2 separate regions of the Homo sapiens genome follow, and region 2 is linked to region 1. A link is a loop called in an ENCODE intact Hi-C map of the cell type or tissue named here. Cell type or tissue: PC-9. All regions are shown on one strand. Links, peaks and the distances in the headings refer to the core of each region. The heading gives the core; the rest is flanking DNA. Region 1 has its middle 9.7 kb from the start of SLC25A4. Region 2 has its middle 10 kb from the start of LINC02436.

The links. A loop is a pair of places that touch in the nucleus more often than their neighbours do. Peaks named below come from ENCODE experiments on the same cell type or tissue, not always from the same donor. Only the 100,000 strongest peaks of a DNase experiment are listed, where the experiment ranks them.
Region 2: a loop joins it to region 1, with 9 times the contacts of the local background. A loop is called at or near these places in 86 of 110 quality-filtered maps.

What each region holds. Positions count from the first base shown.
Region 1 is chr4:185,125,937-185,141,247 of GRCh38, reverse strand. No RefSeq gene overlaps it. Among named protein-coding and RNA genes, the nearest start is that of SLC25A4, 9.7 kb to the left of the region's middle. RefSeq lists an enhancer at 11,998-12,541 and a silencer at 12,513-12,612. In PC-9, for the core only: a CTCF peak has its summit at 6,632 (motif pointing right); no DNase peak of the experiment used is centred there.
Region 2 is chr4:185,033,932-185,049,242 of GRCh38, reverse strand. No RefSeq gene overlaps it. Among named protein-coding and RNA genes, the nearest start is that of LINC02436, 10 kb to the left of the region's middle. In PC-9, for the core only: CTCF peaks have their summits at 9,070 and 9,271 (motif pointing left); no DNase peak of the experiment used is centred there; H3K27ac peaks cover 378 bases.

The DNA of each region.
Region 1 (15,311 bases), core at 1,946-9,945:
GAAGGAAGGAAGGAAGGAAGGAAGGAAGGAAGGAAAACTAATACTGCTACATTGAAACTTACACAAACTTCATTTTCTCCTCTAAGTTTTTTCTTCTCATATATTTCCCAAATGGAATGGATAGATTTAAGATTTTTAAAGTTTTGTAGCTTTTGCTACATATTGACAAATTGCTCTTCAGAAATACCAACCCACCAGTTATATAGATGGGCTTTCTCTCACACTCTTCTCCAACACTGGCTTTAAAAAAATAGAGAGTTGGTTATTTGTGAGTTATTTATGAGTTTTAGTTTGTATTTACTTAATTACTATGAAGCTGTATATATTCCATATGATTCAATTTAATTTGACAGTTTGACAAGGTTTCCCTTTTGTATAAACTTTTAATCTTCCTTGACTACTGCTGGAGTGAAAGCAGAGTATTTATATTAACAACAATTCTTTATATATTTGGGACAATAAATATGTGTTGAATGTTTTTCATTTTGTTGTTTTCCTTTTGATATTTATTATATCATTCTATTAGTGTTATGAACAGATCTATGGTATGATGATGATCTATTTCATGTTCTGATGTAAATGTATCTCTTTTATAGATATAGCAGTCTATTTACTCTAGTACATATATCAGTTTTTTTCTTCTACTTTGAGTAGCTATTTTTAAAATGTCTAACACTACGTTTTATATTGTATGGAGGTATGGGTCTAATTTCACTTTTCTCCATATCATGCTTGGGTATCCCAATACTAATTCTTAAGTAGATATTTTCTTCTCTCCATTATTTGTCTTATATTACTAAGTCTAGTTTGTCATATATTAAGTTCTCATAATAGCTTTAATTTATGAAATATCCACACTATGACATATTTATTTGATCTTCATTTTTTAAAAATAGGCTGATATATGATTCTACAATCACTTAAAAAATAAAGTTTTATCTGCTTATGTGTCTGGATTTATTTTTACTATCAAGTTGTTCAATTGTTTAAACATCACCAGAAGATTTTAAATAGACATTTAAACTAAATTAAATATTAATTAATATATGAATTCAGGAAGTAGTATCATCTTTGTTACACTTAATTTTACCAATCAGAGTTTTGGATATTTTCTAAATGGGAGATATATTTCTCCTTGGCTACTCTCCAGTTATCCTGTTCTATAGAAGGAGTCATAGCTGGAATCCTTGACAAGAGGTTTTCCATGGAAACTCATACACTGTCCTCTGCTTCCACGGACTTTCTCAGAAAAGAGAGGCCTTACATGCCCTCGGGAGCATGAGCTGCCTGTGGTCACAAGATCCTGGTATCACTTACACAGGCAGGGGAGAGAATGGCGCTCGGCAGAACATGTGTCCACCCGCCCAACCCAGTACTTAGTGGCTTTCTTCCAGCAGGAGAATGGACAAGGCATCTAGGAGATGAGAAGAAACTCTACTTTCAATCGTGGATGGGATCTTAGATGCTGGTGGGAACAGGGCCATGTAGAAATGAGAGCAGGGTGGAAAGTTAGCCTTTTGGAATTTTAGTGGAAGCTCTTATAGACTTAGTCTCTTACCAAACTGGGAATAGAGAATGGAAGTTGCTAAAGAGTAAGAGTGACAAGGAATAAAGAAAAACAATAAAGGATGTGCTAATGGTGGTGATAACATAATGCCTGTGTGCAAGTGTACATTTAAAGTATTAGGAATTAGAACACACTACTAGTGTTTGTTCACATGGTAAGTTTCAGCATTAAGCGAAGAGGATCAAGATATTTATATGTGCATTTATTTATTTATTTATTTTAGAGACAGCATCTTGCTTTGTCACCCTGGCTGGAGCACGGTGGCACAATCACAGATCACTGAAACCATGCACTCCTAGGCACAAGGGATCCTCCTGCTTCAGCCTCCTGAGTAGCTGAGGCTACAGGCACATACCATCATGCCCGGATATATATATTTTTTAATTTGCAGGTTTTGCTGTGGTCTCCTGGTTTTGCTATGTTGCCCAGGCTATGTGGAGAAGCTTACATGCCAGGAACAGACATAGCTGTGGTGCCTACAGGCAATTCCAACGCAGCCTGGCAAGGACAAGGACCCAAGAGGGGGTTCTGGTTGTACTTCCAGCAGAGTGACTTTCAGTGTGTTGCCTCCACCGGAACTTGTACTTTTTACGTTTTATGAATGTTCGTGAAACAAAAAGTTTTGTTAGAAGGATTTGGCGCCTTATTATTTAAAGGAGGTGATTTGAGGGGGCAGAGGAGCCCTTGAATCATAGAAAAGACAGAGGGACTTCTCCTAGAAGGCACTCTGCTTCCGGGGGAAACTGATTCAGGTTGGCCTCTTGGTTGCTGGAGGCAGGGAGGCCTGGGGGACCCCCGTAGCACACCCCTGATAGACACAGGCGGACCCCGTGCACTTCCCAGACAGATTCAGAACCTTTCTTTTCCCACTTCCAATCTTAGCACCTCTCTTTACTTTGTTGAAGAGTCCAACAAGCACATTGAGTATCATACAACACAACGAAGCTAATGTTTATGCTTGCATAATAATGCCTTCCGACCATAACCACACACCTTCCAGGCTGGCATCTTCCAGTTTTGCCCACGGGCAACCTCTGTGAATAAAACCGTTACTCACCTGGAGCTGACTGGGTCCATTTTCTAAACACATTTTGAACTAGTGTTTTGTGTTTCACATATCCTATCAATCATTTTTAAAAACATGCTTTATTTCTATTATTAAAATCAGTAGGCAACAAATGTTATCAGAGACTATTTTTTATCATCTGTACTACTGAAGAACAATATTTTGCTATTTTAATGAATAAGGGTTTTCTTCCATATGCGTTCTTTTACCTCATGACCCTTTCCTCATAGTCAGCTAGACGTTCTGTGTCACTGCCACAGGAAAAAGAAAACATTCAGGAAGCAGAGGAAGTAAGAGTCTATTCTCGGCATTAGAATTTCCAAAGGAAGAGAAAAAACTCAAGCCCAGTGGACTTCGTAGAATACTTGAGGGAAAACAAAAAGCTTTCTGCACACAGCCGGGCACGGTGGCTCACGCCTGTAATCCCAGCATTTTGGGAGGCCGAGGCGGGCGGATCACCTGAGGTCAGGAGTTCGAGACCAGCCTGACCAACATGGAGCAACCCCGTCTCTACTAAAAATACAAAATTAGCCGGGCGTGGTGGCGCATGCCTGTAATCCCAGCTACTCGGGAGGCTGAGGCAGGAGAATCACTTGAACCCGGGAGGCGGAGGCTGTGGTGAGCGGAGATCACGCCACTGCACTCCAGCCTGGGCAACAAGAGCGAAAACTCCATCTCCATAAAAACAAAAAACTTCCTGCTCAGCTACTCTTACAAAGATTATATGAAGTTTTCCCAAACCTGGAGAGAAAGGAAGAAAGTTAGAGAGAAAGCAAAGAATGTGAGGCTCGTGTGGATCCCTGGGAAGGAGGGGCCTGTATTCTGCGCAGCCCAGGGAGGCACAGATGCAGGGGAAGAAACGGCCGGGCGGTGTTTCAGCACACAGGGCAGAGGCAGCCTTGCAGGGTTGATCCAAGTGCAATGAGGGAGACGGAGAACAGATCCCTGGTACCTGAGGGATTTGCTTGTGTCCATAGTCCGCAAAATGAAGGCAGCCTGCTGGAGTGAAGGTCCCTAGAGAGCCCCGTTCAGCTTTTCCTGCTCTTAATGTCTCCAATGTGGCGCAGGAGCAGCAGAATAACGTTTCCTTTTCAAGGCCACCACAGTCCGCTGACAGCAAGCCAGGCCTGAAGAGCCTCAGGGTTGGAAGAAAGGAAAGTGTGACCTTGAAAGAACACCCTTGATGGAGCACAGACTGAAGACCGGAAGCGAATGCGGGCCAGGCCGCGGGTGCCAGCACGGCCAGATGAAGACCCGGACCACGCGCCCCTCTCCTCGCCTTCTTAGTCATCCATGGGACAGCAGTGGAGAGAAACGGGGACCCGGATTATTTCCACCGCTTGACAGAATGGAGTCTGAATAGAAATTAAGTTGCCTTGCCCAGCTGAGTTTGTGGACCAATATTTGTACTTACTGTATTTTTTTCTTATTTTTGAAAAACAATATAACCGAAGACATCAGAATTTTGGAAACTCATTACTGTTCCTTGTTCTAGCAAGCACATTTCTTTAAGAAAGAGACTGAGATTTAACTGTGTGTGTGTGTGTGTGTGCGCCAGGCGCATTTGGGGGGGGCACTTCAGGGTGGTTTTCTCTATAAATCTTTGTGAAATTGGCTTATGAAGCCGGGCGCGGTGGCTCACACCTGTAATCTCAGCACTTTGGAAGGCTGAGGGGGGCGGATTGCCTGAGCTCAGTAGTTGGAGACCGGCTTGGGCAGTGTGGAAAACCCCATCTCTAAAAACAAAAATACAAAAATGATCCGGGTATGATGGTGCGCCTGTAGTCCCAGCTACTTGGGCTACTTGTGGGGGCTGAGGCGGGAGAATCGCTTGAGCCCAGGAGATGGAGGCTGCAGTGAGCCGTGTTCACGCCACTGTACTCCTGCGTGACAGACGGAGACCCCATCTCTCAACAAAAAAAAGCTTATGAACTACGAATTTATATTAAATAGCTAAACTAAGTACAGCAACTGACTCCTTTAATGTGTAAACTTTACGCCTTCAACACAACACAATAGTCTTTCAGTAACCGCTTGTGGAATGAATAGGAAAATAATGCACTTTAATATCTAGGTCAATGGTTCTCAGATTTCTCCAATGAGGGAGCACCTGGAACCCGCCATCATTTTTGTGCAGCACTGTGAAATGTAGGTATATGGAATTTCATCATATAAATGAAGAGCAGTTATACTAGCAGAAATGTGATCTTCTGTTATGTGTCTGCCTGCCATATAAAACAATAGTCATTTTAATGGTAGATTTATCAATTTCTCCCTGAGGTCTGTTGAATTTTCCTTTATATATTTCAAGCCTTTTGTTTTTAAAGGCATGCAAGGGCCAGGCGCGGTGAGCCTGTAATCCCAGCACTTTGGGAGGCCGTGGCAGGTGGATCCCTTGAGGTCAGCAGTTTGAGACCAGCCTGGCCAACATGGTGAAACTCCATCTCTACCAAAAATACAAAAATTAGCCAGGCATGGTGGCAGGCACCTTTAAATCCCAGCTACTCGGGAGGCTGAGGCAGGAGAATCGCTTGAACCCAGGAGGCGGAGGTTGCAGTGAGCCAAGATCGCATCACTGCACTCCAGCCTGGGTGACAAAGTGAGACCTTGTCTCAAAATAAATAAATAAATAGGCCAGGCACATTGGCTCATTCCTGTAATCCCAGCACTTTGGGAGGCCAAGGCGGGCAGATCACTTGAGGTCAGGGGTTCGAGACCAGCCTGGCCAACATGGTAAAACCTCGTCTCTACTAAAAATACAAAAATCAGCTGGGTGTGGTGGTACATGCCTGTAGTCCCAACTACCAGGGAGGCTGAGGCAGGAGAATTGCTTGCATCTGGGAGGTGGAGGTTGCAGTGAGCCAACATAGCGCCACTGCACTCCCACCTGGGCTACAGAGTGAGATTCCATCTCAAATTAATTAATTAATTCATTAAAAATAAAAGCATACAATATTTGAATTGTTATATCTTTTTGGTGAATTTAACTTTTTATCATTAAGTTGTGGCCCTCTTTATCTGTAGTAATACCTTTTGCCTTAAAGTCTTCCACCCCACACACAAATTAATAGAGCTATTTGTTTTCCTTCGGTTTGTATTTGCCTAGTTTATATTTTTCTAACTCTTTACTTTCAACCATTCTGTATAAGTATATCCCCTGTAAACCTCTACGTTTTCTTTTTCCTTTTTTTTAGATGGAGTCTCGCTCTGTCGCCCAGGCTGTAGTACAGTGCTGTGATCTCGGCTCACTTCAACCTCTGCCTCCTAGATTCAAGCAATTCTCCTGCCTCAGCCTCAGCCTCCTGAGTAGCTGGGATTACAGGCACCCGCGACCACACCTGGCTAATTTTTGTAGTTTTAGTAGAGATGGGGTTTCACCATGTTGGCCAGGCTGGTCTTGAACCCCTGACCTCAGGTGATCTGCCCGCCTCAGCCTCTCAAAGTGCTGGGATTACAGGAATGTGTCACGTGCTCAGAAAAATTCTCATTATTTTACTATAGAGTTTGGATCCATTTTTCATTTATTATTACCACTGATATTCTTTAATTTTTATTTTGAAATAGATTCAAAAGAAGTTGCAAAGGAATGACTGCCCATATTTTAAAATTTTATTTCTGCCATTTTATTTTATACTTTTTATTTGTCCTCCTTCTACATGTCCTTGAAATTAATCGTTTCCATTGCTTATTTACCATAACTATCATATGCCAACTACTACATGTGTTTCTGAATTACATGTTAAAGGGCTAATGACACCGTAATTGTTATTAATTATTTTAGGTGGCTACTATTTTTCCAGGTTCCAAGGAGGCCAAGTTTCCCCCTCTTGGCTTATTTAGGCACTGAGTGTCTCTCAGGACTGTGATACCAGTTTATACACAGTTGCAGACAACAATGAAGTCAAATTAATAGTTCAATGTGCATAGCTTGCCGTGGAGAAGCTCAGCTCTGAAGAAATGCTTGCATTTCATAACATTATTCAATGTGGCCACTAGAGGGAGGTCACACATAGCTATTCTCAGAATAGTATTCTAAGTTTCTAATTTTTATCAAAGATCTGTCAATAGTACACAAAATTAAGGGAAAAAAACCCAAACCCTTTCTACTCTTAAGAAGACATACAGTGCAGTCTTAAAACAATAGGGGAAATAATTAAGTCAAAGCAGAGATTTTCAAATGGGGAAAATGAAGCAAGACCCAAGTATATGCTGCTGCAAGAAAGGCACTTGAACTATGAAGACACACATAGGTCAAAAGTAAAAAGATAGGCCGGGTGGGGTGGCTCATGCCTGTAATCCCAGCCCTTTAAGAGGCCAAGACAGGAGGATTGCTTGGGGCCAGGGGTTGGAGAGCAGCCTGGGCAACACAGTGAGGCCCCCTGTCTCTACACACACACACAAAAAGGAATGAACTCTTTTTGGGGAGGGGGGGGTGTTTCTTTTAAAAATTGTGGTAAAATACACATAATATTAAACTGACCTTTTTTTTTTTTTTTTTCAATTTTTTTTGAGACAGGGCCTTGCTGTTGTACTCCTGCCCAGGCTGGAGTACAGTGGTGTGATCACAGCTCACTGCAGCCTCAACCTACTGGGCTCAAGCAATACTCCAGCCTCAGCCTCTCCGGTAGCTGGGACCACAGGCATGCTCCACTATACCTGGCTAATTTTTATTTATTTATATTTTTTGTAGAGATGGGGTCTTGCTATGTTGCCTAGACTGGTTTTGAATCTTGGGCTCAACAATCTTCCCGCCTTGGCCTCTCAAAGTGCTGGGATTACAGGGATGAGCAACCATGTCTGGCTGAAATTGACCATTTTAACTTTTTTTTTTTTTGAGAAGGAGTCTCACTCTGTTGCCCAGGTTGGAGTGCAGTGGCATGATCTCGGCTCACTGCAACCTCCGCCTCCCAGGTTCAAGCAATTCTCCAGCCTCAGCCTCCCAAGTAGCTGGGATTGTAGGTGTGTGCCATCATGCCTGTCTAATTTTTGTATTTTCAATAGAGACAGGGCTTTACTATGTTGACCAGGCTGATCTCGAATTCCTGACCTCAAGTGATCTGCCCACCTCAGCCTTCCAAAGTGCTGGGATTATAGGCATGAGCCACCGCACCTGGCCCCATTTTAACAATTTTTAAGTGTACATTACAGCAGTGTTAAGTACATTCAGATTGTTGTACAATCCTCAGAACTCTTTTTATCTTGCAAAATTGAAACTCTGTACCCATTAAATAATTCCTTATTCCCCTATCCCTCCACCCCTGACAACCACCATTCCATTTTCTGTCTCCATGAATTTGACTTCTCTAGGTATCTCATATAAGAGGAATTATGCAGTATGTAATTTTGGGGCCTGGCATATTTCACTTAGCCTAATGTCCTTAAGGTTCATTCTATATGTTGCAGCATATGTTGGAATTTCCTTCCCTTTTAAGGTTGAATGTAGTATCGTATGTATGTATTGCATTCTGTTTATTCATACATCCATCCACTGACAGTGTTGCTTCTACCTTTTGGCTGTTGTGAATAATCCTGCCTATGCACGTGGGTGAAGAACATCTCTTTGAGATTTTTTTTTTTTTTTTTTTTTTTTTTGAGACAAAGAGTCTCGCTCTTTCGCCCAAGCCGGACTGCAGTGGCGCTATCTCTGCTCACTGCAAGCTCCGCCTCCCGGGCTCACGCCATTCTCCTGCCTCAGCCTCCCGAGTAGCTGGGACTACGGGCGCCTGCCACCACACCTGGCTAATTTTTAAAATATTTTTAGTAGAGACGGGATTTCACCGTGTTAGCCAGGATGGTCTCGATCTCCTGATATTGTAATCTGCCTGCCTCGGCCTCCCAAAGTGCTGGGATTACAGGCGTGAGCCACCGCGCCCGGCCGAGATCTTGCTTTCAATTCTTTTGGTTATATACCCAGAAGTGGAATTACTGGATCACATAATTCTATGTTCAATTTTGGAGAAACCCCCATACTGTGTTCCATAGTGGCTGTACCATTACACATTCACCAACAGCACATAAGGATTCCAATTTCTCCCCATCTTTACCAACCCGTTATTTTCTATTTTTTGATAGTAGCCATCCTAATGGGTGTCAAATGGTGGTTATATCAGTACTACCATGTCTAATGTAAAAATTATTTCTAATTGGGATTGCATTCAATTACAAGACTAATTTAAGGAGCATTTGTATTTTTATAATATTCAATATTTCTTTCCAAAGAAAACGGATATCCTTGTTGCTTTTATTCAGAGATGTTTTCTTTTATGGTGCTATTTTAAATAGTATACCCTCTTCTATTTATTTCTCCAAAGGAGTTGTTTGTATACAGAAAGACTTTTTTTTTAATACTTGAACTGAGTCATCTTAAAGAAGTCTGACATTATTGTTGCAACAGTTTTTCAATTGATTCCTTTGAGTTTTCCAGTTCAGAAATCAAATCACCTGTAAATAATGACCATTTTTACTTCTTTATAATTTGTGTTCCTTGGTTTTTTCTTTTGTGTAATTGCATCAGCCAATATCCTCAGAATAATTTTAAATAGTAGTGGAGATACTGATAGCCTGTATTTGTCCTCACTTTAGTTGTAATATTTTTAATGTTTCCTCATTAAATGTGATATTAGTTTTTAGCTATACATTGTTTCTTTGTGTGGCCATACCTTTAAAAACTATTGATTTTTATTCTCTTTTCTTAACCTTTTTTTAAATTGAGAATGGATTTTACACAATTTTTTTAAACAATTATAAAATTAACCATGAAAAAATTGATGAATTCGACTTCATTGAATTTTTATTTATCAAGTACACTCCGCATCAGTTGGCTGGGACCATTATAACAGAATACCATAGAGTGGGAGACTTAAACACCATATTTATTTTCTCACAGTTCTGGAAGCTAGAAGTCCAAGATCAAAATGTTGGCAGATTTGGTTTCCCCTGAGGCCTCTCTGCTTAACTTGCAGATGGCTGCCTTCCCTCTATTTTCATGGTCTGCCTTCCATGCGTGTCTGGGTTCTAATCTCTTCTTATAAGGGCCCCAATCATATTGGATTAGGGCCCACTCCAACAACCCATTTTAACTTAATTGCCTCCAAAGATAGTCATTTTCTGAGATACTGGGGATTTGGGCTTCAATAGATGGATTTTAGGGGGACACAATTCAGTTCATAATACACCATTCAGAGTGAAAAGGCAAACTACTGTAAACCAAAAATAAAATTTAACTACCCCTCCTCCTCCAACCTCGGGGCCTTCCTCTTTGGCCAGGGCACTTTTAACCTGAAAGAGTGGTTCAGGCCATGACAAGAAGTGGGGCTTCGACCCCTCCACCATTAACATCAACCTAAAGTCTGATAAGAAACATTTAGTCTGTTTCCTCTAAAGCCTGCTACCTGGAGGCTTTATCTGCATGATAAAACCTAGGTCTCCACAACCCCTTATCATAACCATTCCTTTCTATAGATAATAACTCTTTCAACCAATTGCCAATCAAAATAGGTTTATTTATTTATTGTTATTATTATTTGAGACAGGGCCTGTACTGCAGCCCAGGCTGGAGTGCAGTGGCACTATCTCTGCTCATTGCAGCCCCTGGCTCTCAGTTTAAGCAATTCTCATGCTTCAGCCTCCCGAGTAGCTGGGACCACAGGCGTGTGCCACCACACCCAGCTAATTTTTGTATTTTTAGTAGAGGCAGGGTTTCGCCATGTTGGCTAGCCTGGTCTGGCACTCTTGGCCTCGAGTGATCCACCCGCCTCAGCCTCCCAATGTGCTGGCATTACACGCATGAGCCGCCACCATGAACAGTCACCAATCAGAATATGTTTAAATCTACCTATGACCTGGAAGCCGCTCTCCTCCTTCCAGTTGTCCTGCTCTTCCAGATAGAACTAATATAAACCTTACACGTATTGGTTGATGTATTATGTCTCCCTAAAATGTATAAAAGCGAGCTGTACCTCGACCACCTTTGTACATGTCGCCAGGACCTCCTGTGGCTGTGTCTTGGGTGTGGCCTTAACCATGACAAAATAAACTTTCTAAATTGAGACTTGTCTCAGATACTCTTTGGTTTACACTACAGATGATCAGAAAAGAAAAACACAAGTAACCTAACCTAAAAATAGATCGGGCTTGAACAGAAACATAGGCTTCACAAAAGAGATCACACCCATAGTTAATAAGCATTTGGAAAGGTGTTCACCATCATTACTCACCAGGCAAATGCAGATTATTAGGTTGAAACATACGAAATTGCCGGCCGGCGCGGTGGCTCATGCCTGTAATCCCAGCACCTTGGGAGGCCGAGGTGGGTGGATCACCTGAGGTCAGGAGTTTGAGACCAGCCTGGCCAACATGGTGAAACTCCGTCTCTACTAAAAATACAAATACAAAATTAGCTGGGCATGGTGGCGTGGGCCTGTAGTCTCAGCTACTCGGGAGGCTGAGGCAGAAGAATGGCTTGAGCCCGGGAGGTGGAGGTTGCAGTGAGCCGAGATCGAGTCATTGCACTCCAGCCTGGGCAAAAAGAGCGAAACTGCATCGCAAAAATAAATAAAAGAAATAAATAAATAGCCAATAAAGGACAGGCGCAGTGGCTCACGCCTGTAATCCCAGCACTTTGGGAGGCCCAGGCAGGCGGATCACCTGAGGTCAGGTGTTCGCGACCAACCTGGCCAGCATGATGAAACTCTTGTTCCTACTAAAAATACAAAAATCAGTTGGGTGTGGTGGTGGACGCCTGTAGTCGCAGCTACTCGGGAGGCGGAGGCAGGAGAATCACTTGAACCCAGGAGGCGGAGATTGCAGTGAGCCGAGATCGCGCCACTGCACTCCATCCTCGGCGACACAGCGAGACTCTGTGAAAAAAGAAAGAAAAGGGGCGGGGCGCAGTGGCTCACGCCTGTAATCCCAGCACTTTGGAAGGCCGAGGCGGGTGGATCACGAGGTCGGGAGATCGAGACCATCCTGGCTAACACGGTGAAACCCCGTCTCTACTAAAAATACAAAAAATTAGCCGGGCATGGTGGTGGGCGCCTGTAGTCCCAGCTACTCGGGAGGCTGAGGCAGGAGAATGGCGCGAACCCAAGAGGCGGAGCTTGCAGTGAGCCGAGATCGCGCCACTGCACTCCAGCTTGGGCGAAAGAGCAAGACACCGTCTCAAAAAAATAAATAAATAAAAAAGAAAGAAAGAAAGAAAAAAAGAGAGAAAGAGAGAGAGAGAGAGAAGGAATTGCCAATAAGCCCCAAAGTGGCCCATTAACAGCAATATCACATGAATCAACCTAAACAAGAACAGTGAGATACCACTACACACTCCAGAATGCTAAAATTAAAACAGACAGAACGCCAAGTGCTGGTAAGAACGCGGAACAACTGGAATTCTCCCACATTGCTGGCAGAAAAATAAAATGGTACTTTGGAAAGCCATTTGGTAGTGTCCACTAAGGCTAAACATGCGCCTACCATCCGCCAAGTCCACTAAGATACAAACGGGACATTCAACCTGAGTAGCAGACAAAGGCGTCATAGGGACATACTAACTAGAACGGCCTCGTGCAGGGACCTGTTTAACTGTTCTCCGCGAGCCGCATAAAGAGGTATGCAGTCAGCGCTCAGTATTTATTTCCAGGGAGCGGAGACACTAGGACCGCGGTAGAAAGCGTTGCTCAGGCAGCGCCCGCGGCGTAACTCGGTCACCCCTAGCTCTGACCTGCCGAGCGGGGAGTGAAGCGATTTGTCATAGAAAGAATTGAGCATCCTGCAGATTAACTCCTTTCTTGCAGCTTCCTTCCCCTGCCAGGCCCATTTCTGGGGTTCAGAGAACCCCGATATCTCTGCGCGAAGAAGGCCTCGCAGGCGCAGTCCCCCACCAGGCCACCAGTCGCTATGCGCGGGGTGCGTCGGGGTCCCGGCGCCGAGGGCCAGGCGGGGCTGGCGACACCCAGGTGCGGTGGAAGTCGGTCCCCTCCGCTCGCGCCTCCTCCCCGCCTCTGCTGCGCTCTTCCCCGGGATTCCGAGGGAGCGTCGCGGGGAGGGGACGCTGAGTGCTCGTCCCGGGGCCGGGGAAAGCCCCCACCGCGCGGCCAGTTCCACCTCGCAGCTCCTCCGGGAACAGTAAAGGGGATTCCGCGGCTGTGGGTAACGCCACCAGCGCTCTGAACTAGGAGCGGGGGTGGGAGTGCGGGGAGGCGGGAAGGAAACCGGTGCCGGCCAGAGCCGCGGAGCTTTCCAGGCCGAATCTCCGCAAGGGGAGGGCGCGGGGCTCACGCCTGGAATCCTGGCACTTTGGGTGGCCGAGGCGGGAGGATCTCTTGAGCCCAGGAGTTCGAGACTAGCCTGGCCAACATGGCGAGACCCCATCTTTACAAAAAATACAAAAAAATTAGCCGGGCGTGGTGGTGGGCGCCTGTAGTCCCAGCTACTCAGGAGGCTGAGGCAGGAGAATGGCGTGAACCCGGGAGGCGGAGCTTGCAGTGAGCGGAGATCGCGCCACTGCACTCCAGCCTGGGCGACAAGAGAGAGACTCTGTCTCAATAAATAAATAAGTAATAAAATAAAATAAAATAAAATAAAGTAAATCTTAGTGCCCCCTTCTCAACCTAACCCCCAGTCCGACCCGCAGCACACATCCCGGACACAGAACGCCCGTACTTTCCCGAGGGTCTTCCAAGCCCTGGTTCAGCCCGGACCGTGAGTTCCGGAGCGTCCGCGCCCCCTTCCGCCCTCCCGCACCCTCAGTCCCGCCTCAGGGCCCCGAAGCCGCCCTGGGCGCGCAGCGCATCCCCAGGCGACTGGAGCCCCAGCCCCGACGCTTCGTCGCCGCAGTCCAGGAGACCGCAGGAGAAGGGGCTCGTGGGGCGGAGACAGCCTGCCGGGGCCTCTGCAGCCCGGGAGCCTCCTTTGGACTCGCCGAACCCGACTCCCAACCCGCCCTTACCACTGCCCAGAGGCTCGCGCGCTGGGTTTCTGAGCCTCCCACCCTGAAGGACACCGATCTCGCCCGGACATAACTCAGCAACTGCCTGGTCTGGGCTCCGGACTGCACCGAGCCCGTTACCTGCAGGAGCTCGCGGAGTCCTTTCGGCGCGCGTGGCGCGGGCGCGGTCCTCACCGCGGTGCCGGGAACTGAGTGCTGCGGCCGGTCAGAGGCCTCGTCCTCCGGGGCTTCTCCCTGCCTAGGCGCTACACCCAGGCGCCTCCAACTGGGTCCTGGTCGCAGCCTCCGCAAGAGTGCTGCTTCCAGAAGCCCCACCGTGCAGGCCTCAGTGTGAATTGGTTCAGTTCAGCAAACTTTTCTTTTAAAAAATCACCAGGTACTCAGCCATAAAAAGGAACAAAATCTTGACCTTAGCCGCAACATGGATGCAGCTAGAGGCCATGTCCTAAGCCAATTAGCACCAGGAACAGAAAACCAGATCCTGCATGTTCTCACTTGTAAGTCTGAGCTGAAGATTGGGAACCTGTGGACACACAGATGGGAACAATGAGCACTTGGGCGCCAAAAGTGGCAAGCGGGGGAGGGGGCCAACAGCTGAAAAACGACCTATCGGGTACCATGTTCACTATTTGGTTAATGGGTTCAATAAAAGCCCAAACCTCAGCATCATGCGATATACCCAGGTAACAAACCTGCACATGTATCTCGGAATCTAAAATTAGAAAAAAAAAATCGGCTGGGCGCGGTGGTTCACCCCTGTAATTCCAGCACTTTGGGAGACTGCAAATTGCGAGGTCAGGAGTTCGAGACCAGCCTGGTCAACATGGTGAAACCCTGTCTCTACTGAAAATACAAAAAAAATTAGCCGGGTGTGGTGGCGGGGGCCTGTGGACCCAGCTACTTGGGAGGCTGAGGCAGGAGAATAGCTTGAATCCTGGAGGTAAAGGTTGCACTGAGCCGAGATCGTGCCCCTGCACTCCAGCCGGGCGACAGAGTGAGACTCTGTAAAAAAAAAAAAAAAAAAAAAAAAAAAAAAAAAAAATCAGGCATTGGACTTGGCACCAGTGCTGGTGGGAGGAAATAGACCTTCATCTCGGTCTGCATTCCTTTGAAGTGTTACTTTCCTGCTTGAAGGCCTGTAGGGTGTCTCCCTATTTTCTACAGAATGTGTCCTATTTCCTCCGTCCTGCTGCTCACATTCTATTTTTTATTTTATTATTATTTTTTTTTTTTTTTGAGAGGGAGTCTTGCTCTGTCGCCCAGGCTGGAGTGCAGCGGCACGATCTCGGCTCACTGCAACCTCCGCCTCCAGAGTTCAAGCGATTCTCCTGCCTTAGCTTCCAGAGTAGCTGGGATTACAGGGACCCGCCACCACGCCCAGCTAATTTTTGTATTTTTAGTAGAGACGAGGCTTTGCCATGGTGGTCAGGCTGGTCTCGAACTCCTGACCTCAGGTGATCTGCCCACCTCGGCCTCCCAAAGTGTTGGGATTACAGGCGTGAGCCACCGTGCCTGGCCCCACCTCATTTTAATGGTAAAACACCACCACAAAGTGAACATGCGATATATGTTATATGTATGTATGTTGCCAAGACCAGCTCGGTCGGGGAGACCCTAACCCAGCGGCGCTAGAGGAATTAAAGACACACATACAGAAATATAGAGGTGTGAAGTGGGAAATCAGGGGTCTCACAGCCTTCAGAGCTGAGAGCCCCGAACAGAGATTTACCCACGTATTT
Region 2 (15,311 bases), core at 4,910-12,909, 95 kb after region 1:
TAGATACAGGAGCAGACATTTCAATCATTTCTCTACAGCACTGGCCATCTGCGTGGCCAATTCAACCCGCTCAATTTAATGTGGCTGGAGTTGGTAAAGCCGCTGAAGTATATCAAAGTAGTTATATCTTGCATTGTGAAGGGCCTGATGGACAACCTGGGACTATTCAACCAATTATAACTTCTGTACCTAAAAATTTATGGGGAAGAGATTTATTACAACAATGGGGAGCACAAGTTCTAATTCCAGAACAATTATATAGCCCTCATAATCAACATACGATGCATGAAATGGGGTATGTCCCTGGTATAGGACTAGAAAAAAATTTGCAAGTTTTCAAAAAACCACTTTAAACAGAAAGACAAAGTTCCCACCAAAGATTAGAAAATAATTTTTGATGGCGGCCATTGTTAAGCCTCCAGAACCTATACCTTGAAAATTGTTAACAGATAAGCCAATTTGGATAGAATAATGGCCACTAAGGAAAGATAAACTGGAGGCTTTAGAGAAATTAGTTACTGAACAATAAGAAAATGGGCACATAGCTCCAACATTTTCCCCTTGGAATTCTCCAGTTTCAATAATTAAGAAAAAATCAGGTAAACGGAGAATGTTAATTGACTTAAGAGCCATCAATTCAGTTATCCAACCTATGGGAGCATTAGAGCCAGGATTGCCTTCTCCTGCTATAATTCCAAAAAATTGGACTTCAATAGTCATAGATTTAAAAGACTGTTTCTTTACTATCCTCTTAGCTGAGCAAGACTGTGAACTGTTTGCATTTACAATTCCTGCAGTAAACAATCTGCAGCCTGCTAAGCGTTATCACTGGAAAGTGTTGTCATAGGGCATGTTAAACAATCCCACAATTTGCCAGATGTATGTGGGGCAAGCAATTGAACCTACTCGTAAAAAGTTTTCACAGTGTTACATTTTTCACTATATGGATGATATAGTTTGTGCTGCTCCCACTTGAGAAATATTACTCCAATGTTATGATCACTTGCAAAATTCGATTTCTCATGCTGGTTTAATTATAGCTTCTGACAAAATTCAGACTACTACTCCTTAATCCTATTTGGGGACCTTAGTAAATGACACTACCATTGTGCCACAGAAAGTAACCATACATAGGGATCAATAAAAACATTAAATGACTTTCAGAAATTACTAGGGAACATTAATTGGATACGACCTGCTCTAGGCATTCCTACCTATGCCATGAGTAATCTGTTTTCTATCCTTAGAGGAAATCCTAGTCTTACTAGCCCTCGGCAATTAACAAAGGAGACTGAGGTCGAGTTACAACTGATTGAAAAGAAAGTCCATGAGGCTCAAATAAATAGAATAGATCCAGAGAAGACTCTAGATTTGCTAATTTTTTCAAATCAGCATTCACCTACTGGTGTTATTGTCCAAGAACGGGGCTTAGCAGAGTGACTTTCTCTTCCACATGCTAATTCATGGACTCTAACTCCTTATTTAGATAAAATTGCTACTATGATAGGAATTGGGAGAACTGAGATTGTTAAATTACGTGGATATGATCCTGGAAAAATTATTGTCCCTCTCACGAAGGCACAAATACAGCAAGCTTTTATAAAATTTATAAATAGTCTTACTTGGTAAGCCCATTTAGCTGACTTTGTGGGTGTTCTCGATAATCATTTTCCTAAAACGAAGCTGTTTCAGTTTTTGAAATTAACTAATTGGATTCTCCCTAAAATAATTAAATTTAAGCCAATTGAAGGTGCTGAGAATGTTTTTACAGATGGGTCTAGTAATGGTAAAACTTCTTATTTTGGATCAAAAAATAAAGTTTTCTAGACGTCCTATACTTCAGGTCAAAAAGCAGAGCTTGTAGCTGTAATTGAGGTATTGACTGCTTTTGATATGCCTATTAATGTGATTTCTGATTCTTCATACGTGGTTCATTCCACGCAGTTAATTGAAAATGCTCAGTTACGATTTCATACAGATGAACAACTGATGACTTTATTTATCCAATTGCAAACAGCAGTTAGAAGTAGAATGCACCCTTTTTACATCACTCACATTAGGGCTCATGCACCTCTTCCAGGACCTTTGACTAAAGGGAATCAAATGGCTGATCGCCTAGGCGCTAATGCAATATCTAATTTTCACACTTCCACAATTTAACCCATGTTAAAGCCTCTGGTCTCAAACGCAGATACAGCATTACCTGGAAAGAAGCTAAAGCTATTGTCCAGTGATGCCCAACTTGCCAAATGGTACATTCTTCATCTTTTACAGGAGGAGTTAACCCTCGAGGACTGGAACCTAACTCTCTTTGGCAAATGGATGTCACACATGTTCCCTCGTTTGGGAGACTAGCTTATGTACATGTATGTGTGGACACCTTTTCTCACTTTGTCTGGGCTACATGCCAATCAGGAGAGTCTTCCGCCTGTGTTAAACGTCACCTTTTGCAGTGTTTTGTGGTGATGGGCATTCCAGCTTCTATTAAAACAGATAATGCCCCAGGCTATGCTAGCCAAGCTCTAGGTACATTTTTCTCTATGTGGAATATTAAACACATTACTCTTATCCCATGTAATTCTCAAGGACAAGCCATAGTGGAAAGAATGAATCTTTCCCTAAAACAGCAGTTGCAAAAGCAGAAGGGGGGAGACAGAGAATATGGAACACCGCAGATGCAACTGAACCTAGCATTATTAACTTTAATTTTTTGAGCCTGCCCAAAGGACAGATGTTCTCAGCAGCTGAACAGCATCTACAGAAACCAGCTGCAAAGACAGAAGCAGAACAATTGATTTGGTGGAGAGAGCCAATAACAAAAAGTTGGGAAATAGGTAAAATGATAACTTGGGGTAGAGGTTATGCTTGTATTACTCCAGGCCAAAATCAACAGCTGATTTGGATACCATCAAGACACCTGGAACCTTGTCATGAGCCAGATGCCAAGGAAGAGACTCCAGGAGGATCCCGAGGACCCCCTGGTTGCAGCCATGTCAAGACCGATGCTGAGGAGGACCCCACCTGTCACGAGCAACACCCGTTGAACACAGCCACCCACCTGGGGACAGATCAAGAAGCTGTCATAGATGGCGGAAGAAAACCTGAGGAAAGCGGGACAACCAGTCACAATGAGTAATGTAATGGTAGCCATGATAGCGGTTATCACCACTGCCGTGAGTATTCCTTCAATAAGGGCTGACACAGCAAACAATTATACTTATTGGGTATATGTATCAATCTTGGCTGGCAATAATGCCTGGATGCAATCACTCTGACACAGTTACACATGCTTTCCGATCTCAGTATTTACCATAATAAATCTGATCCTGTAACTGAGGCATACCGCCCTCGAAAACCTATTTGTAAACAGGATTGGACCCAGTTAGAAAAAATGAACGTACTTGTTTAGGAAGATTGCATTGCAGAACAGGCAGAGGTGCTGCACAAGATTCCTATGGAATCATTATTAATTGGTCCCCTAAGGGGATGTTTAGCTTGAATTGCACCTCTCAGTCTGCGTGCCACGGCCACACTATGTTCAGATCATCTGAACAAAACGGTCAGGTGGTAGAAATGATAAGAAGTACAGCAAAAGTTCCTATTATCTGGAAGCATGGTGGTATAGTGGCACCTCAACCTCAAATGATATGGGCCGCTCTAGGAGCTTAACATAAGGATTTAAAATGAAAAGAACAAATATTTAAAGCATCCCAGGCACACCTGACCTTAATTCCAGGACCTGGAGTGCTTAAAGGAGCTGAAAATGGATAAAAACACTGGGACGCTCTGTGATTTCAATGATGATTGTGCTTTTAATCTGTGTTGTTTGTCTTTGTATAGTCTGCAGATGTGGATCCTGACTCCTGCAAGAAGTAGCTCACCATGACAAAGCTGCCTTTGCTTTTGTTGATTTGCAAATCAGAGAAGCGGGACATGTTGGGAGCAGGGCCCCCCAAAATCTGGCCATAAACTGGCCCCAAAACTGGCCATAAACAAAATCTCTGCAGCACTGAAACATGTCCATAATGGCCCCTAATGCCCAAGCTGGAAGGTTGTGGGTTTACAGGAATGAGGGCAAGGAACACCTGGCCCGCCCAGGGTGGAAAATCACTTAAAGGCATTCTTAAGCCACAAACAATAGCATGAGCGATCTGTGCCTAACTTAAGGACATGCTCCTGCTGCAGTTAACTAGCCCAACCTATTCTTTTAATTCAGCCCATCCCTTCATTTCCCATAAGGGATACTTTTAGTTAATTGAATATCTATAGAAACAATGCTAATGACTGTCTTGCTGTTGATAAATACGTGGGTAAATCTCTGTTCAGGTCTCTCAGCTCTGAAGGCTGTGAGACCTCTGATTTCCCACTTCACACCTCTATATTTCTGTGTGTGTGTCTTTAATTCCTCTAGTGCTGCTGGTTTATGGTCTCCCAGACCGAGCTGGTCTCGGCATGCAGCAAACAGAGAGCCCAGAAATGGTCAAAGTGCCATAAATGCAGCATGTGCTGTCAGAACAGCAATCCTAGTCTTTCCTTATTTTGGAAGTTATAAAATATTTCAAATGCATAGGAAAATATATGGAAAGATACAGCAGGTGCTCATTCACTTCTGCCTAGATTCCATGATGATAACATTTTGCCAAATTTGCTTTAGCTCTTTTCTTTCTTTTTTTTTAAAATGGAGTCTCGCTCTGTCCCCAGGCTGGAGTACAGTGGCATGATCTCAGCTCACTGCAACCTCCACCTCCCAGGTTCAAGCGAATCTCCTGCCTCAGCCTCCCGAGTAGCTGGGGCTACAGGCATGCACCAAAACAGCTGGATGATTTTTGTATTTTTAGCAGAGACGGGGTTTCACCATGTTGGCCAGGATGGTCTTGAACTCCTGATCTCAAGTGATCCGCCCACCTCAGCCTCTCAAAGTGCTGGAATTACAGGCACGAGCCACTGCGCCTGGCCTAGCTCTTTTTTTCCTAAGAAATCAAACTTTACAGATGCTACTGAAGCCCTTTGCATCCTGCCTGGTCACACACCCAAGGTCACTCCCAAGATCACTATAGTTCTTAAGAAACCTTTATTTCCATTCTCCTTGTCTCCATAGTTGGCCTACTAGGATGAAAATACAATCCATTTTATACATTCATGCACACGTGTACACACACAGAGGGCAGAGTGAAAATGGTACATGAAAAGGTTCACGGTTGATTTTGACAAAATTTGAGGACTTTTTTCTTTGCACTTGTACGTATTTTCTACATATTCTCACTGGTCATATATTTAAGTAATGATGAGTAATGATAAAGTAACAAATAACTAAAGATTAGTGACAAAAATGTGGTTAAATAAAAACATCTTTTACTATTTGCAAAAGGTAAGTGTTATGTGGCATGCGTGAAAAAGTATGCTAAGGTTCTTCAAATTCCCATCATAGTAGATCCTAGATGGATCATGCTGCACCAATCAGTGAGGTCCTACTCTTAACCTCCTGGTAGCTTCCTCAGCCAGAAGGCAAAAATCAGAAAGAAAACAATCAGGCATAGATAAACTAACAATTGGATATCGAATGAACTTTTAGAAGATGATTACCATCGACTTTGACATTCTATAAAGCTATTATTATATCAGCAAACACCAGGAGTAGCAAAATATGCATCTAATAATAAACAGCAGCATCCAGCCCCACGCATCCCTTAGTCCTGGTTCATTGGTGTGGTGCCAGCGTGGGCAACCACACACGGCAATTCTGCAGTCCGGCCTCTGTCACGGTTCTTCAGTCCTGTTCCCACTTTTCTCTGGTTCTTCAGAAATGGCCCCCTGTGCTCTGGCCTCTTACATTGGAATAGACCTGAGGCCTGGGACTGAGCTCGGGGAAAACAGGCTGAACCATTCTCCTGACCCGCTTTGGTTCCGCTGTTCGCACTGCCCGAACTTGGTGAAAGGAGATTCCATCAGCCCCGTGTGGCTTGCACAAGCCCTGCTTTGTAGTTAGGGCTGAACCTTCCTCTTGCTGGAAGTGTTTACTTGCTGTGTTTCATCATCTTGTCCACCTGTCCTTCAGAATCTCTTGAAAACGGGTGGTCTAAAGGGTTAGGGTATTCCCATTTGTCATATCATTTCTTAGCATACCCAACATCTCAACATTTGTCATCATCAGTGAACACCCAGTTAGACATAACTTACTTCAAGACCTTTTAACTCAACAGAATAAATATTTCATCCACTCTTATAGTGAATGATAAAATGCCTTGGGGGCCAGAGTGAAAGGCAATGTCCCGACCTATCCCTCCCAAAGGGAGGGGGTGAGTGGGGAAAGACCCCTGTGCTCTTCCAGAGGCCACAACAACTTTGAACTTATGAGTCCTTTTCTGAACCTCAGTTCCATAATGACAAGGGAATTTGGCAAGCACATCCTTGGATCCGAATCCTGACCACTGGAGAATCATTCTGCATAGCCCTCTTACCTGTGTATGGCGAGAGCCAACAGTGCGGGAATGAATAGCTGGGATTACCATTGTGTCTGTTATTCTACTGGTGGTTGGTATGGTCAATAATAAGGACTTCTAGCACATGAGAAGAGCCTAACAGAGGCCATCTTTGTCAGATACTGTATATGTTACTGAGCTATATGCCAGGAGGAGATAGCCATCAACCCAGAAAGTGTGGGACTTACTAGACTTGTAAATTTTAGGGCTACTCTTCCTTCCTGTGAATTTACTACTTGTTTTATTAAGTCTTTGTTTATGTTGCTGTCAAGTGAGTTTCTATCACCAAGGGACATTTCAAATTCCATCAGCTCTCCCCTCACTACCATATTCTTTGAAGGGCTTAGCTATATACTGGTATGACCTATCTAGTTCTAAAATTAGGGAGCAATCTAGGCCCCTTAAGCATGTAGATCCTTTATGTTTCATGTAGTTTAATAGAACTACTGGGGGTGGATGCTTGTGTTGCCAGAGTACTTTTTCTTTCTTTCTTTCTTTCTTTTTTTGAGACAAGATCTCACTCTGTCGCCCAGGCTGGAGCACAGTGGTGCCATCATGGCTCACTGCAGCTCAACGTCCTGGGCGCAAGTGACCCTCCTGCCTCAGCCTTCCAAATAGCTGGGACTACAGGCACAAGCCACCACACCCAGCTAAGTTTTGTGTTTTTGTAGAGATGGGGTTTCTCCATGTTGCCCAGGCTGGTCTTGAACTCCTGGGCTCAAGTGATCTGCCCACCTCTGCCTCCCAAAGTGCTGGGATTACAGGCTTGAGCCACTGCACCTGGCCAGAGTTCTAATTGTTAGCTCTTGGGAGAAAACTAAGAATCATCTAACTGAAACCCCTCATTTTATTGAAGAGGAAATCAAGTCCCAGCAAACTGGCATGACTTAGCTTTACTTAACTCATTGTGACACTTAGTTGGATCAACATTACAGAAAAAGGAACACATAATATCTAATTTTTGCCCAGTATATTGATATGAAATACATCCTACAGCTATGTTGACTTCTTGGGTTGTTCTAAATTCTTCAAGATCACTGTAATTTGGAGTTTCTGGTAATTTTAATATTTTATGTAATTCACATAAAAATTGGAACCTAATACTCAGATTCCTCTTATTAAAACTGAATTAAATCAGTATTTAGAAAATAAGTAAAGCTTCCTTTATTCTTTTTTTCTTCAAAAGTTACTTAAGATAAATAAAAATTTGGTTTCCAAACACTATCAGGCAGTAGAAAAAAGAATTTGAAGATCTAGATGAAAGGAACTTCAGATGCCTCCTCCAGGAATATATGTACTTCCTTTTAAAGAGGTAAGAAAGCTTACATCGTTTAAAGAGTTTTTTTTAAGGTAATATGTTGTACTGTCCTTCTTTACTACAGTTTTTCTTTGAAAATATATGCTTTTCTAACGAATAAATTATAATATAGTTTGGGAGAACAAATAGATAATTTTTAAGGAAAATTAAATATCATAATTTATAATTATGCATAATTTATGCATGTATTCATTTGATGGAGTTTATTGAAAACACTTTATTATTTTTCAATTTGCTTTTCTATAAAGTCCTTGAAAAAGTGTTCAGACATAGAAAAGTCAATGGCATAAAACAGAGCTAGTAGCTTATTTCTACATAGTCACATATTTATCCTAGTTCCTTTCACGATTCCACGTCTCATTGTTCCATTACAAGTAGGACTCACAATATTTTAAAGGTCATCCTCATGTCATCCTGAAGTGACATGAGGAGAGAGCTGTATTCTTTGGGAAACACTGATCACAAACCAAGAAAAGGCCCTGAACTTCAGGGAATTTGTAAGACATTGCGGCCACTCACCAAAATCTGTTTTCCCAATGCCAAAAATGAGCCCCTCTAGGAGAGGTGACAGCTGTTTCAAGATGCGTTCTCAGACGCTCATCTGTGATTCAGACATACTTGTAGATAGAGGAGGAGCAAAGGTAAGACCTCACATCCCACCCTAGCCCTGGCAAGCCCATCAGCAGCCCGAGTCCCTGTGTGTGGTTATCCACGGCTTCACAGCTTAGCTTTCTGTTAGGCCTCAGAATGAGAGCTGTTGATGACTCATTAATGCTAACCATTGATTCCTGTGTCCCGGGTTAAGACTCAAAGGACAACATGGCAAGCAAGACCAGTGTCCCTTGTGATTTCTCCCCAGTAGGAAATACTCTTCTGTTCCTCTGTGGCCACTCTGTCCTCACAGGGAGTGACTTCTTACCCTGTCCCGAAAACTCACAATATAGACCCTGGACCCCTCATTCTTTCTCCTCAGTGACAAAGGTCTATAGTTCATGTATTTTAAAAACTACTCTGTGGTTTATAACCTAATTTTTAAAGTACTATTTAAGTTGTTCTCCAAAAGAATTTCACTGAATATTTAAAAACACGTTTGGAAAACTTAAGCACTATAGTTTTAAGCCAGCTGTCTAGGAATTTAGTTTGGACACATGAGAAAGATGGTCAAGAATCAAGAGCAGCGATGGGGTCTTGGGTACCCACGGCTACGCTGGACTGTTAAGGTAGTAAGGATAGTCTGAGAGGTGGCTTCAGAGGTCTGGATTAAGTGTTAGTTTGTCAGTCCTTTATTATAAAATGGATTGTGTCCATTTTCACCTCTCATTAGAAGGCGCGTGCATGTGTGTTTGTGTGTGTGTGCACGCGCTCACTCGCACTTCCTTTTCCCTTTGAATTTCTCCTTGGTGCTGTTAAGTGTATACTTAATGCAATGTTTTTGGAGGTGGTGGGGTGGCGAGTAATAGCTGCCTTAAAAACCTCATGAGCTCCCCCTGCTGTTTTGCAGCTGACAATACAAGTCCCTTCTATTTTAATTCCCAGAAGCACAGAAGAGTGAAAGAGAATCCCTCGTGGGTTTGTTTGATCTACGAGGCAGATGAATACTTGTCAGCTTTCTCCTGAAGGTTTACGAAATCATAGAGGAAAGGGAGAGTTAGCATTTGATCTGGGCTATCACTTAACTTAGGGCACCGGAGCTGTCCCCCTCGTTTGATCTAAGTAGCGGGTCTATACCACTTTTGAATACCTGCCAAAGAAGAATGAAGAAACATATTATGAAGTTACATCAGATCTGAAATGAAATGACTGAAACCTGGAAGATGTGTTTCTAGTCATTTCATTTTTTAGTCTGTAAACATTTGGAAAAAAATAATATATTTTTAAAATATGCCATTGATACAGTTGCTGTTGTGTTTAAATTTTTTCTCCAACACTTCTTGAAACTTTATATATGGCTTGATTTAAATTAACTTAATTTAAATTAATTTAGTGTGAATTTTCAGTGAGAATTAAATATCACACAGAAATCACCTTTGTCAATCAAAATTTTTTCATATAAGTGTATAAGTTATCAAGTATCATTTAACATCACAATTTAAAAGTATCAGAAGATATGCATTTATCAGATTACGAATATATATGATGAAACACGTACTAGTCACCAGGCACGGGCTAGGTCCTGGGGTTATGATGGTGACCAAAACAGAGGTTTCAGTCTTTGTGTATCTTATAGTCTATGAAGGCAGGCATTTATGTAATAAAACATTCAAATAAATATATAACTTAACATTATGAGTTACTTTTGAATATGACACCAAAAGAACAAGCAATAGAAGAAAAAATAGATAAATTGGATTTCAAAATTAAAAACTTTTATGCATCAAAGTACACTCTCAACAGAGTGAAAAGCCAACCCATGGAATAGAAGACAACACTTGCAAATCATATATCTGATAAGGAGCTAATGTTCAGAATATATGAAGAACTCTTACAACCCAACAACAAAAAAGCATAGGCAAAGAACTTGAATCTCTGCTTTTAATTATTTTGTGTATATACCCAGAAGTGGAATTGCTGGATCATACAATAATTCAATGTCAATTGAATAGACATTTCTCCAAAAATATTCCAATGGCCTGTAAGCACATGAAAAGATGTTTAACATTAATGGAATGTTTGATTTGCCTCAGAGAACTACAAGTCAAAACTACAATGAGACTCTACTTCACACCCATTAGAATAGCTGTTATTTAAAAAAAAAAAAAGCAGAAAATAACAAGTGTTGGTGAGGATATGGAGAAACTGGAACCCTCTGCATTGATGGTGGGAATATAAAATGGCACAGCCATTGCGGAAAACAGTATGGGGGTTCCTCAAAAAATTAAACATGGAATTATTGTATGACCCAGCAATTCCACTTCTGGGTATATACACAAAAGAATTAAAAGCAGAGATTAAAACAGATATTTGTATATCCATGTTTATAACAACATTATTCACAATAGCAAAAAGATGGAAACCTCCTAAGTGTCCATTAATGGATAAATGGATAAATAAAATGTGGTATATAAATACAATGGAATATTATTCAGCCTTGAAAAGGAAGGAAATTGTGATACTACAACCTGGATGATCTTAAAGAAATTATGCTAAATGAAATAAGCCAGTTACAAATGAGCACCTTTTTTTGTTTTGTTTTGTTTTTGAGACAGAGTCTCACTCTGTTGCCTAGGCTGGAGTACAGTGGCATGATCTTGGCTCACTGCAACCTCCACCTCCAAAGCTCAAGCAATCTTCCCACTTCAACCTCCTGAGTAGCTAGGACTACAGGTGCACACCATCATGTTCAGGTAATTGTATTTTTTGTAGAGCTGGGGTTTCGCCATGTTGGCCAGGCTGGTCTCGAGCTCCTGACCTCAAGTGATCCACCTGTCTTGGCATCACAAAGTGCTGGGATTACAGGCATGAGCCACTGCACCCAGTTCAAATGAACAGCTACCATATGCTTCCTCTTACATGAGGTTCCTAGAGTAGTTTCATCCATGGAGACAGGAAGAGAATGGTGGTTACCAGGGGGTTGGGCTAAGCAGGAATAGGGAGTTAGTGTTTAATGGGTACAATTTCAGTTAGAGAAGATGAAAAAGTTCTGGAGATGAATGGAGGTGATGGTTGTGTTACCAAACGCCAGGGGTTTGATCTAGGTCCTGCTGCTCGCCGCACAGAAAGCCAACCACTGTGACAGCGAGTATTGCCAGGAGGAAGCTTTAACTAGGTGCTACAGCTGAGGAGATGGGATCTCAGTCTCAAATCCATCTCCCTGATCAGCTAAAACTAGGGCTTTATACAGCAGGGAAGAAATGTAACCATGTATGGGAAAACAGGAACTTGGAAGGGGTGAGGAACCCATCATGGTGAATGAGGGGCCTGGATCTCATTGTCCGGATGTAGTGATCTGGTGAGTTTCAGTTCTTTGATACTTTTTGAGAGGCCTGGGAGTCCTTTCCTGAGGAAAAAACTCAGATAAAACAAATGTAAGTTTTAAGCTTTAAGACCACAAGGGTCTATTTCTATGTTTATCAAAAACAACCGACCAACAAACCAAACAAACAAACAAAAAAACTGTTTATGGGACTATTGGGTCTGTTTCAGTTGCACAGCAATGTAACGCCACAGAACAGTTCACTTGAAAGTGATTAAAATGACAGATTTTATATTATGCATGTTTTGATACAGTTTAAACTAATTATGGTAAGTAATTTGAAGGAGAAAAAAGCAACAGGTTTCTACCGCCAGATATAGATGGGTGGGTAAGGGGAGGTGGTCCAGGAAAGCCTTGCTGACACCTGCTGGTGAGCGTGGTGAGGGGAGTGGGACGGGAGTTGTAAGGCCTGTGCTGATAAGGCCTGGAGTGCTCTGAGGCACCAGGGGAGACCAAGGTAGCAGGTGCAGAGGCAGCAATGTGGGAAGCAGAAAGCCACGAGGGTAGGGAGGAGGGCAAGAGTGGAGCACAGTCCTGTCGCTGTGGGGAGGAGCTTGGGTTTAACCTGCAGCAATGAGAGGTTAAACACTGTCTAAACTCCACCTAAATAGGCCGCTCAGACTGCTATGTGGGAAACAGATTCTGAGAAGCCAAAAAAGTAGCCTGGGAGTCCGGTTAGGTGGCTGTGGCAAAGGTGAGATATAGTGGCTTGAACTATGAGAGTATCACAGGATATGGAGACAAGTGGAAAGATTGAAGGTTTTGGTGATGGACTGCAAGGGGGAGAAGGAGAGGGAGGTGCCCAGGCCGATGGAGTGTCAGTGCTATGGTAGGCAGAACTGAGTGCCTGGCTCAGTCTGGTCTGAAAATTAGGATCTGTTATTTCACTTCCAGAAAAATGTATTGACAAGGCACTTTTAATTCTTCCAAAAATAATGCTCCATAAATCTAAATTATTAGGATGGCAGTTCAAAGCTATCCACTACCCGGATCAAACTTCGTTTCTGATCAGCTGTATCATAGGATACGACAATGACAGTAATAGGTAATAATTGTGATATTTTAAATGTCTCTGGGCCAAAAGTGCATTCAGAAGTTAAAAGGTGATCTCAAGCTGCATGTCAGAATTGTAAATGAGGTCATTGGAGCAGTTTTAAACTTTCAAGTCAATTTTTTTCCTTCAATGTGACTGAAAGTAATATTTGGGAAACGAATGGGGAAGAGGTTGAGGTATTTGAGTGAAAAAGAGAATCGCTGTCTATTCACTTTGTAGGTGAAGTGTCAGAGTGAATAGACTGGACTGGAAACTCCCACCTCAATAAGCCAGAGAGCTCTGCCTAAGGAAGTGAGACGAGGTAGTCACTCTTGTCCAAGTCAGAGGAACCGATTAGCGTTGCGAGCTGTTAGAACCAATAAGGGTGTGAGGGGGCCTGGAGAGCATGTCTGTGACTGGTGGCCCAGGACAGGATGCAACGGGAACGCGGGAGGCAGGCAGACAGGTGAGGCTGGGAACAACTCTGAAGGGGCCAAAGTGAAAGGAAGACTTATTAATACTTCATTCCAGTTGTTCAGAAACAAAGCACTTAGTTTAGCCGAATGGATGGAACCTGAGTCTGCTCCAGCCTCTGGATCCAGCTGCAGGAATAGAGAAGACGGAGGAACATACAGAGCTCACTACAGCTCCACCAGCAGCAATATCCTCCCTCTGTGACTGTCCAGGCCAAGTAGCCAATATATTGATCCAACAGATGGATTGTAAGGAAATGACGAAGATGGAAGGGAAATGTGTGGATTAGAAGAGATCTGAAAAACATGCCAAATGCTTTCAAATGAGCGAGACAAAAACTGGACTCTCCAGGGATGCATTTGGGTGTTAAAACTATGTTTTAAAAACATCCATGGAAATGATTACTATAAAAATCAGGATAATCGTTAGCTAGCTGGGGAGAAAGAGGTTGTGGTTGGGATGAGGTCACAGGGAAGGGGCAAAGTTCTATCTTGACCTGGGTGGTGGTTACAAGGCTGTTCACCTTAAGATAAATCAGTAAGCCACTATTTGCTTTGTGTGGTTTCCTGTATCTTTGTTTTATTTTATAATAAAAAGATGTTTTAAAGTGTTTAGTTCTTATGAGCATTACATTCTCTTTATTCTGTTCTCTAACACTCAAAATCCTATCCCCATAACTTAGCAGTGCAATTTGGCCGTGTTTACATCAGGCCTATTTTGTTTTATTAATTTATTTATTCATTTAAAAATAGAGACAGGATCTTGCTATGTTGCCCAAGCTGGTCTTGAACTCCTGTCTTCAAGTGATCCTCCCACGTCAGCCTCCCAAAGTGTTGGGATTACAGACATGATCCACCATGCCCGGCCTATTCTTTTGTTTTTGTTTTGTTTTTTGAGACAGAGTCCCTCTGTCGCCCAGGCTGGAGTGCAGTGGCACAATCTTGGCTCACTGCAACTTCCACCTCCTGGGTTCAAGTGATTCTCCTGCCTTAGCCTCCTGAGTAGCTAGGATTCCAGATGGCCACCACCACACCTGGCTAATTTTTGTACTTTTAGTAGAGATGGAATTTCACCATGTTGGCCAGGCTGGTCTCGAACTCCTGACCTCAAGAGATCTGCCCACCTCGGCCTCCCAAAGTTCTGGGATTATAGGCGTGAGCTACCGCGCCCAGCCCCTATTCTTATAGATGTATAATTTTTATTATTGAAGTCATTGTTATCATTTCCATGTCAAGCACACTCTTCCTCAGGATCAATTTCAGTGGCTACCAGAAACCCCTCACCTGTGGTTGGATCTTTGAGTTGCTGCCACTACTATGGAAAATACTTGTCATTTATTTTGAAGTTTGGAAATTGGCGTTTGTGTAATAAAGATGCTATTGCTTTAATTATACACACACACACACACACACACACACACACACACACATATATATTTCTTTTTTGAGGATAGAGTCTTGCTATGTTGCCCAGGCTGGTCTCAAACTCCTGGACTCAAGCAATCCTCCCACCTTGGCCTCCCAAAGTGCTGGGATTACAGGCGTGAACCACTGTGCCTGGCCTTAAATGTACATTTTATCAGAAATAGTAAGAGACTCCATTTTGTGTTGCATTCTTGCTCTACTCAATTTAACAACAAAAAAAAGAGCCTCATCTTAGAGCTTAAGCTACCATAAGGAATTGCTCCATTTGTCTTTTATAGACAGTTCTTGAGCCCATATTCTGTGCCAGACTCTGTGCTAAGTTCTGGGGTTGAAAACATGAGTATGATCTAGTGCCCTATTAAAAAGCTCGGAGATGAGTCAACCGTCAAAAATAGTGCAGAATTACGAAACCGAAATAAGTGCATACTGGGCTTCAACTCTTTCTAGAGGAATCCCACGTAAATGCTACAAATACTGGTCCCTATCTCGAGTCTTGCTCCTCTCTAGTTCTTTCTCTACATGGAAACCAGAGATTGAAAGGCATATCTAATCCAGTCTTCCAACAACTCACAGGCCATACTAGACAACCACCAGCTCCTCAAAAGGGCTT